2 separate regions of the Homo sapiens genome follow, and region 1 is linked to region 2. A link is a loop called in an ENCODE intact Hi-C map of the cell type or tissue named here. Cell type or tissue: thyroid gland. All regions are shown on one strand. Each heading gives the region's core, and the rest is flanking DNA. Links, peaks and the distances in the headings are about the cores only.

Evidence for each region. Peaks named below come from ENCODE experiments on the same cell type or tissue, not always from the same donor. Only the 100,000 strongest peaks of a DNase experiment are listed, where the experiment ranks them.
Region 1: a loop joins it to region 2, with 3 times the contacts of the local background. A loop is called at or near these places in 10 of 110 quality-filtered maps.

The regions. Positions count from the first base shown.
Region 1 is chr20:24,984,639-24,990,018 of GRCh38, reverse strand. The region is part of intron 1 of APMAP (adipocyte plasma membrane associated protein); the gene reads left to right. Among named protein-coding and RNA genes, the nearest start is that of APMAP, 5.4 kb to the left of the region's middle. In thyroid gland, for the core only: no CTCF peak of the experiment used is centred there; a DNase peak (open chromatin) is centred at 3,218; H3K27ac peaks cover 3,857 bases.
Region 2 is chr20:24,929,205-24,934,584 of GRCh38, reverse strand. It overlaps LINC02967 (long intergenic non-protein coding RNA 2967), which reads right to left. Exons shown (of 3, transcript XR_001754563.2): 2 at 3,811-3,946; 3 at 1,600-3,238. Among named protein-coding and RNA genes, the nearest start is that of LINC02967, 13 kb to the right of the region's middle. In thyroid gland, for the core only: CTCF peaks have their summits at 3,332 and 4,224 (motif pointing left); DNase peaks (open chromatin) are centred at 3,974 and 4,577; H3K4me3 peaks cover 1,510 bases; H3K27ac peaks cover 3,394 bases.

The sequences.
Region 1 (5,380 bases), core at 153-5,152, 56 kb before region 2:
AGGGATGCAGAATAAATACATTGAGGATTTAATATGTTTCAATACATTAAATTCTGTATAATTCTCCTTTTTCAATAAACTTCTGAAGGATTTTAGTTTAATTAAAAGTCTGCTAGGTCCATTTTCCTTTTTCCTCTTGGAGACTGAAGAGTAAGGGAGGAAGTATGGAGAAACAGATTGGGCATTCACGAATTCATGAGGAGTAAGGCAGCTGGAGTGTTTGTCTCAGCTTTGCCCCAGGTGTGTATTTTCAGATGGCTTTTTAAACTTGTTTCTTGATTTCTTAATTTTTTTCAAGGATAAATTGATGAATCTAGGAGCCCCAGTTTAAAGGATTGTGAAAAATGAACAAATTCAAGATGCTGTCACTAAAAAAGATGGGTTGATGCTATCTGATTTTCTCAGGTTCCAGGGATCACCTTGACACATGAGGTTGCTGGTACCCCATGGATTTGGGGCTATCAGGTTTTCCACAACAATCACAGGTGAATTTTGATCTCTTGGAGTCTGCTTGTTGGGACTTCAGTTCAGGACCCAAGGCCCTAATGTCCTGTGTGCAGAGTTAGAGGATACCCTTCAAAATCTGCCAAATTGGCTGGTGAATCTACAGAAGATTGTGTAAATCATGGCCCAGCCAACAGCAGTTGTCAAATCCTGTTGCATCACTGTGGTTGTGCTCTTGCCTTCAGAGAGTGTAGGCAATTTCAGGGTGCAGATGTCCTCATGGAGATGGGCATCCCTCCAGGCTCTTCCGAGAGATTGGGGCAAACAAACTGATTTCTCAAACTGCGCCTGGGAACTAAGTTGCCAGCGTTCCTGGATGTGTCAGCACAGGTTGGGAACCTGCAATGCTTTGTCAGTGAAAATGGATAGGGATCGATACAGTGTTCTTTATTTAAGTTAAAAAAAGAGTAAGAGGGAGGCAGACACCGAGAAAAGACAGAAGAATTGTGGTTAACTGTGAGTTTACAGGAAGCAACACTGATGAGGGCCTGCCGAAAAGTTAATGGACCTTGGGCTAAAATAAGTGTGGCACCCAGAGCAGGGGTCCAGGAGCTGTGCTTACCTCATTTATATAACAAGCTAACTCCATTTCAAGTGCTCAGGAACCACACATGGCTAGTAGCTATTGTATTTCCATCGTTGCAGAAAGTTCTATTGGACAGTGCAGCTCAAGGAGTTTTGTTTAAATTTAAGCTAGTATTTCTAATACGTGACCACAGAACTTTCCAGTGGAGGCTGGATGCTGATCAGGTGAGGTTGAGGAGGTGTTGGTGAAGTCTGACTGGGAAGGGAGCTGCATAGAGTTAGTGGTGTCCAGCTGCACATGAGGAACAACCGATGAAAGAGTTCGCAGGCCCACCCTGTACCTACCAAAGCAGAATCTCTGGCCCAGGTCATCTTGATGTAGCCCATCCAGGAGTTGGCTGCCTTTGGGAACAGTAGACTGAGTGGCCTCTAAATTCTTCTCCAGCTTTAGGAGAGTGTTACTGGTATGGTAGATCCCGCAGCATTGGGACACAAATCTTTGTCAATGGACTTTTGGCCTCCTTTCTGGCTGTAAGCCCCGTGGCTTTCAGTCCTGGCTGGACTTTTTGTTTGGGACATAATTGAGCCTCTAACTATTGTGTGAAGGGGCAACCAGGTATTTAAATGGGGTGCCACCAGCTCTGAATCAGATTACCACATCAAGATTTTAAAAATATAAGCTGCAGTGTGGTAAAGTAGAGGTCACAATGTTGGAGTCAAGACAGATGAGGAAAATCTGCCTTAGGTAGAATGATGTTAGGCAAGGAAAAAGTAGCGTTTTGGCAAGATTGTTACTGTTTATAATGAAGGTCATGAGGTGAAAACACAATGTACCTTCCCTAGAGGGACTCTTCTCTCCTGGGAGTGGGGTGGGTGATGGCATCAGCTTCCTTTAAGGCAGGCAGTCCCTGTTGGACTCAGTACCAGAGTGCAGTGAGGGCAGCTCTCAGGGCTGGCAGCCACACATCTTCACCATCCACCTTTCCATATGCTTTGTCTCTCTTTGGGGTTCACACTGTCAGAAGCGTTTCTGTCATTTACTTGTAACCAGCCCTGCTTTATTGTACAAGTACTTCATTTCTATTGTGTTGGAAGACTTTAGGTCACTTAAAGAAAATCACTTGGGTTGAAGGGTGTCCTAGCCATTGGAGTGGCAGTTTGCATGGTGGAGTCACTGACTTTGTTTTGTTTTTGTTTTTTTTTAACATCTTTATTGAGATGTAATTCACATACCATAAAATTAACCTACTTAAAATGTTCAAATCAGTGATTTTTAGTATAATGGCCAGTTTTGCAGTAATTACCGCAATCCAAGTTTAGAACATTCTTGTCACTGTCAACTTTTTTTTTTAGTTGAGGTGAAATTCGCATAACATACAATTAACCACTTTAAAGTGCACAGTTCAGTGATATTTAGTGTATTCACAATGTTGGGCAACCACCAACTCTCTCTGCTTTCAAAACTGTTTCATCACCCCATAAAAGCAAGGTGTTTACCTTGTACTGATTAAGTAATCACTCCCATTTCCCCCTCCCACACAAATGTTCAGCAGATGAGTGGGGCTAGACATGGTTGCTCATGCCTGCTCATCTCAGGGTGCACTTTGGAAGGCTAAGGTGGGAAGACTGCTTGAGGCCAGAAGTTCAAGACCAGCCTGGACAATGTAGCAAGATGTTTTCTCTACAGAAAGTAAAACAATTAGCCACGTGTGGTGGTGCACACCTGTAGTCCTAGCTACTTTGGGAGGCTGAGACAGGAGGATCACTTGAGCCCAGGAATTTGAGATAACAGTGAGATATGATCATGCCACTGTACTCCAGCCTGGTTGACATACTGAGACCGTGTCTTTATATTTAAAAAACAAAAAACCAGATGAGTGGGCAGCAAGTTGTGGTAGATACATACATAATCAACTGGTAAAAGGAACCATGTACAGATACATACTGCAACTTAGATGGGCCTAGAAAACACACTGAATGAAAGAAGCTAGTCATGAAAGGTCACTTGTTGTATGATTCCACTTATATGAAATGCCTAGAATAGGCAGATCACCATGAATTTTCACAGAGCTTTCAAACTCCCGCTCTGAGGGCTCTAGGTCTGGGCATCCTCCACTCCCTCCTCTTGCTCTTGGCAGGCAGCGCTTCTAATGGTGACCGCAGCCATAGAGTCACATCTGGCTCTCAGTTGCGCTTTTCCAGCTCTTGCATTGGCTGTGGGAAAGCCACTTGAGCCTTTCCCTGCCCACTTCCCTCATTTGTGAAGGAGAGAGATACCTGGTTCCATCTGGTTGCCCACGTAAAGCACATTTCTTGGCATACTCTCATTTGGACTGTTTGCCATTCCTCTTTTCCTGGCCCTTACTCCTTTCCCTGCTGCAGACCTCTCAGGTTGCATGAGCCTGCCGTCATGTCAGGTCGTAGTTCTGTGCTTTGTAGACATTTTTATGCCTGTGGTGCTTATACCCATGACTGGTATAAGTCAGTCACATTAGAAGAAGATTATTTGGTCCTGGGGTTTGGAGACAGGACTGGGAGGGAGAGGTTGACCTGACTTTCCCCTTCATTCTCACCTGCCCTCTTCCAGGAGCTGGGCTCCCTTGGCCTCTCCCTGGTGTGTCTGTGGCATTTTGTTTGTGTTTGTAGGGTCTGGACCACCTCCTTTCCCACCTAATAAAAGGGGTAAGGACTGGCAATGTGGCATTTTACCTGGCCTCAGGTGTACGGGGTGAGCTCTGAACCCCTTATGAGTGAAGGGGAGGAAGTTAGGGACAAAATTCATTTTTGGAAGATTATTAGAAGAAAAATAGACACAGAATTCTCATCAGCAAAGGGAAATGGCAAAGGAAGAAGGCAGTGGTTAACACTGCCCTCGGGCCTGTCCTGCTCTGGAGGAGGAAGCAGCAGGAGAAACCGGGCCTTGCCTTCAACACTGTGCTGGGAAATGTCCTCAGCTGGGTCCAGTTTCAGTGTTTAGAAGCTCTGCTTTTCACATAACTGCAGGACGCGATTCAGCCAAGCTTTCTACCACTGTGTTACAGGATCCACTTTGCTCCAGTTTCCAATCCCATGCTCGTGACATCCTTCTGCACCCTCCCCAGCAGTGCCAGCAGTGTTCGTGCCCAGTTAGGTGTTCTCCCAGGCAATGGTTTTTTTTCCTGCTATGCTCCCCTCTTCCTTCTGAGACCTCACAAGTAGAGTCTTTTAACATCCGTAGTTTTACTAATGTGTTCAAGGAAATCTAGGCTTTTTCTGTGCTGCTCCTCAGAATTCTTCCTTCCTTCACCCACAGCTCTATTCCAAAGCTACTTCCACATTTTTTTAGATATCTGTTACAGCAACACCCCACTTCCAGGGTGCTGGAAACTAATTTACTTAGAAAACTGTTAATTTTTATGGCTGCCATTAACAAATTACCACACAATGAGTGTCCTGAACAACACAGATTTATTATGTAATAGTTTTGTAGGCCAGAAGTCCTGGGCAGGTCTCACTGTGTTAAGATCAGGGTGTCAGTAGGGCTGTGTTTCTGGAGGCTCTGGGGAGGCTCTGTTTCCTGCCCACTCAGGTTGGTGGCAGAACCCAGCCACTCTGCAGAGGTGCTGTCCAAAATGCAAGGGACACTTTGTGAAAGCTGCTCCCTCTTCTTCCCCTTAGTCTTTCCTTTGTCTTTATTTCCACCTACCCCAGTAGAAATAGAGGGATTTCTTTTCTTTTCTGCTTTATTCGTTTGTGAAAAATCTTGCATGTTCAGGACTGGATCATGCATGTTCAGGAAGTTACCCTGCCCAACACCCCGTTTCACACTGGGGGAAACTGTGGGTTTTGGAGTGGAGAAACTGGCCTGCAGTTCCCTGGCTGGTTGTTGGGAAAGAGGGCTTGGCCTTTATGTTTCTACACCATACCCAGAACAGAGTTTAACACGTCTAAATGGCAGAAGACTACACTTCTGTCAAAAATCAAACCCTGCCCCCTTAAATCAAGTCTGTTTTGTTAAGTGTGAGTCTTGACTTTTTTCTTTGTCAACACTTTTTTTCATGGAAGAAAAAAATTCTACCTTAGGAACTCATGATTTTGTTTAAGTTAATATTAATGCCAAGCATTTAGTAAATTTGAGTTCAATTCATGTAAGCAAGTAATGATCCTATGAGGTTTATTTAGTAGCAAGAGGCCAAATGCTTTCACTTGTTTGCCAGATGAGAGATACTGTATGTGAAGATTGGTTCAGAGATATTTAAGGCACTACTGGTCATTTGTCCAAAAACTTCACCCAGGATTCCCAGGGAAGCTTTCATATCTTCCCAAGGGTTCAGGAGTGATGACTTTGAATTGTAATTTTATAGATCCTGTG
Region 2 (5,380 bases), core at 302-5,301:
GTCAGGCCTGTTGGGTGGGCATGGGCCTGGTTGTCGGGGACCCTGAGTTTGGCCCCAGCTCAGCTGCCTCTGTGACTGCAGGTGGCACACAGGCCTTCTGAACCTCGGACTCTGCCCTGCACGAAGGGCCCCAGCCAGGTTCTGTGGGGCTGTGGGGAGTGCCGCACCTGTGAAGCCAGCCTTGGCCTCCATCTCATCTGAAGACATATGGGGGTGAAATGGCCAATGCTGGAAGCCCTGTGAGGGTAAATGAGACAGTGCCCTGGGGCACTTAGAGCAGTCCCCACACAGCACTCAAAAAGCAGCAGCTGTTATAGTCTTGATTGTGAAAAGCCATGTTTCCTGAAAGACATGTCAAAGCAGCCGGCTGTGTGGCCCTGCACCTGCGTTCCCAGGGTCGACTCACCTATACTGACACCCAGAGCCACCCCAAGAGCTGCAGCTGGAGGCAGCAAACGTGGAGGTGGCTGAGTGGATGGAGATCCTCAGAGTAGTTGACATGTACTGATGGCCTCCTGTGTGCGTTCTCACATTGGTTCCATTCATTTCATCATGACCCTTTCAGGTGCATGTGAGTGTCCCCACTTTACACATGAGAAAACTGAGGTTCAGGGCAGTGAGGCTCATTTACTCCCTGCCCTTTCTGACAGCTCAGGCCATGGTCTGACCATCTGCATAGCTGTCTGCTTGCAAATGCATCCATCTGGTGACTTGAGAACATTCTGGAACTGCAAGCCTAGGGCACCGCTGGAGGCTACCCCTTTTCTGAAGGGAAGGCCTGCAGGTCTGACCTGTGACTCCCTGAGTGTCTGTTGTTTCTGCAGAGGCAAGGATGAGTGTGGGGGCCAGAACACGGCTTGGTGGGTTGTGAGTTGGGGTCCTTGCGAGCGGTCATCTGAAGCAAGTGTGCTCAGTTCTGGGAAGGGGACCCTCTGTCCTTGCAGCTGGTGCTGACATCAGCATGGACCTCAGCATGCAGTCCTCACCACACCCAGCTGCAGGGCTGCAGGGACAGCAGGGTGTGGCCATCAGAGCCCCCACTGGGAGGGAGGTCGTGGTTGACCCAGAGTGCTGGGACTGGGCTCCCAGGAGAGGCTGGGAGGGCCGGGCTCCTGCAGGGAGGCATTTGTGCCATGTGGGTGTGGGTTGATGGAATCATGCAGTGCTCATGGTGGGGCTGTCCTGTCCCAGTGGCCCTGCCGTGCCACCCTGTGAGAAGGGCAGGGACCTGAGTTGACTTGTGGCCTCCAAAACTACAGCCTCCACCAAGGGCACCAGGGGGCCACAGGGTAACATAATATCATTAATTACAATGCTAGAAATAATAATGATGAGAGGAAGGTGTTTATAGTACTACGAGGCACCAGGCACCTCCTTAACACTGTATGACTTTCTTCCCTTTTCTCTTTAACAAAATTTATTTTAATTGACAAATACATATTGAACACATATGGTGTATAGCATGAAGTTTTGCAAGTATGTCTGTCTGCACTGTGGAATGGCTAAATCAAGCCAATGAACATCTACACTACCATACATCCTTATTGATGAAGAGAATGTAGCAGGATGAGCTGCAGACAAAACTCTTGAGACACTGGATTAAAGAAGGAAGAGGTTTTTATTTGGCCGGTAGCATTGGCAGACTCATGTCTTAAGAGCCAAGCTCCCCCAAAAAGAAATTCCTAGCCCTTTTAAGGGCTTACAACTCTAAGGGGTCCACGTGAAAGGGTCATGATAGATCAAGTAAGCATGAGGAATGTGACTGGAGGCTACATATATCAGCTAACAGAACAAAAAGTTTTACAGTGCTTTCTCATACAATGTCTGGAATTTACAGATAGTACCAGTAGTTTTTATCGGTAATAAGAAAAAGGATGGCTTAATAGTGCCAATAACACAACTGTCTGCCCATTCATTAGGTAACTGAATGTAGGCTCTCTGCCCACATATCCAGTATAGTCCAGCGAGAGCCATCCAGTCCTGATGAGATCCTGGACAAGCCCCCATTATATCAGGAGCTGGATCAGTGGGCACCAACTCTCAGGCTTCCCAAGGCCATCGGTCTCTGATAGTGGTTCCCCCGCATATATAACAAGAAGTAACATTAAGGGAATGAGCTACATTTTCTGCTAATTGGAGAAACAAATTTTTTATCTTTTTCAGAAGTTCTGGTGCTGGCAGATTTAACTCCTCATAAAAGGTTTGAAACACTGGTTTGGGAGAGTGCTTGTGGACCTCCCCTTGAACTAAAATGGCAACTTGGGGGTTTAACCCTGTCCCTTTGATCCCCAGGGTTACACATTCTCCCTTTTTCCAATGGGGATCTAGGGGATTGGTAATTATTAGTTCTAGTGGGTTACAGTGACTGGCAGCACAGGAGGGGTTGGCTTCCCCTTTCTGAAGATGAACCAAGTCCTTTTTGTTCTTTTTCCAAGTAGCCTAAATAACACATGGCCAAAAGGCACAATTTTCACAAACCCCTGACTCATGACAAACATATTTATTTTCTACTCTGTAGCTCCTTTCCCAGTTAAGAGAACCACATCCTGTTCCTAGCTTGTTACTATTAATGGCTGCACAAGCGTCAAATCTTAAAGTTACTTGTTTGGGGATTCCTTTTTCTTCTGTTCTAGTTATTATTTCACTTGTATCACCTAGGAAAAGGCCAGTTCTTAATCTTATTTCAAAACTGGTGGTTGTAGGGGGCTCAGATGGGTTATAACACACATCAGGTCAGTCATTTCCTGGGCTACATACCTTGTACTGAGTGGCATTATACAAACAAGTCTCTTTTAACGTTCCCATACATTGATAATAACTATAGAACAGAAAGATTGTTTTCATTTGCTGTCCTACCTCACTGACCTGATGAATACACTGGGAATAGTCCCCAGTTTGAGTAAGAACAGTTGAAGCCCTTACTGTAAGTCCAAAATTTAAGAAAAATGAAGCCCACAATGAGCTTCCTCATGCTTCGGCTGTGCGTGGACCAGTCAGCTTCTGGGTGTGACTGGAGCAGGGCTTGTCATCTTCTTCAGGGTCACTCTGCAGGGGTTGTCCAGACTTGGTCTTGCCTCCCAGGATTCAGGCGCTGCAGGTTTTACACGGTTGTGATGGATCCAGGCTAGGATTCTCTCTACGTTCACAGCAGTGGGAGTGATCAGGACGACAGTCTGGGGTCCTTTCCACCATGGGCACAAAGAGGCTACGTTCCAGTCCTTGATCCACACTCGAACACCTGGGGAGAAAAGGTGAACTGGGGAGAATAAGCTAACAGGGTCTCTCATTTACCCAGGCTGAGATTGTTTGTGTAATTTTTCCTAAAGCCTGTAGCTGTCGCTGTAACTCAATTTCACCTAACTCTCAGGAAGTGCCTGGAAGTCCCTGCAATATGGGAAGGGTCCCATGATATAATATTTCCTAAGGGGAATATCCTGTTCTTTTAGAAGGGGTACATCTAATTTTAAATAATACTATAGAGAGCATGTATCCATTTTAATCCTGTTTCCTGACATACTTTCCCTAAACTATTTTTGATAGTCTGATTCATCTGCTCTGCCTTTCTGGAACTCTGAGGCCGGTAGGCGGCATGCAGTTTCCAAATGATCCCCAATACCTTTGCTATCTTCTGTACCAAGTCAGCCACAAACGTTAGCCCATTATCTGAGCTGATCCGTAAGGGCAGTCCAAATCTAGGAATAAGATCTCGAAGAAGCACACAGGTTACTTCACGAGCTTTCTCAGTTAGTGTTGGATAAGCCTCCACCCACCCACAGTAGGTACACAAAAGAACTAGTAAATACTTGTTACCTCCACACTTTGGCATCTCTGTGAAGTCCACCTGGAGATCTTCAAAGGAGGCTGCTCTATAAGCTTGTATGCCGGGGGGGAACAGCTAGACCTTGCCTCACATTATGCTGTCGGCAGGTAACACACTGCTGCGTCACTGTTTTGGCAAGGGTTGACAAATATGAGATGTAGAAATACCGGCCTAACAACTTTTCAAGTGACTCCTGACCTAGATGGGTGGTTTCATGCAAAACCAGTACAATTGCGGCTCCTAGCAGCTGTGGCAGAGCTATTCTCCCGAATAAGTAGCTACAAGATCAAGTGCTTGAGGGAGCAGGGGGTCTGTGACTGATGCCTGGAAGGGGGCAGATGCTGCTTTTCGAGCCTCTGAGTCAGCGCAGGAATTCCCCAAACCCACCAAGATGGAAGCTCGCTGGTGTCCTCTGCAATGCATAACTGCCACCTTGTGGGGTTTCCATGCTGCTTCTAATAATTGCAAAATTTCTTGTTGATATTTTATGTCCTTTCCCCCAGAGTTCAATAGGCCCTTTTCTTTATATAACGCTCCATGCACTTGAAGGGTTAAAAAGGCATACCGAGAGTCAGTGTAAATGTTTACAGTCTTACCTTCACTGAGTTCTAGGGCCCAAATTAAAGCAATGAGTTCAGCTCTCTAGGCTGAAGTGCCCTGGGGCAATGATCTGTCTTCAATAACAGTGTCCAGGGTTACCATAGCATACCCTGCACATCTCTCTCCTTGTGGGTTGATGAAGCTGCTCCCATCCACGTATAGTTCCCAGTCTACTGATGCCCAAGGCCGGTCTCAGAGGTCAGATCTGCTAGAGTAGACTGAGTCCAACACTTCTACACAGTCATGCTTGACAGGGCTCTCTGATACTGGGATCAAGGTAGCAGGGTTCAGGGTGTTACAAACTTTAATGGTTATACAGGGATTTTCACAGAGCAAACTTTGGTACTTGGTGAGTCTAACATTCGTTAGCCAATGATGTCCTTTAGTATTCATTAATGTCACCACAGCATGGGGAGCCTTTATGTTCAGGTTTTGCCCAAGAGTCAGCTTATCTGCTTCTTGTACTAGCAGGGCAGTTGCTGCCAAGGCCCTCAAACATGGGGGCCATTCTTTAGAAACCCCATGTAGTTGTTTAGAGAGGTAGGCCACCGGCCTCGGCCAGGGCCCCACAGTTTGGGTTAAAACTCCAACTGCCATCTTTTCTCTCTCTGACACATACAATGTAAAAGGCTTTGTCAGATCGGGTAGCCCCAGGGCTGGGGCTGACATAAGTTTTTCCTTTAACTTATGAAAGGCTTGTTGTTGTCGGGATTCCCATTCAAAAAGTTCCTGTTCCCCCCACTTTGTGACCTCATACAAAGGCTTGGCTAATACTGCAAAGTTTGGGATCCACAGTCTGCAAAACCCCACAGCTCCTAAGAATTCTCTCACCTGCCTTCTGGTCTTAGGCTCTGGTAGATTGCAAATGACCTGCTTTCTTTCTGATCCCAGGCTGCGCTCCCCCTGTCAGATAGTAAATCCCAAGTAACGTACCTGCTGTCGGCAGATCTGAGCTTTTTT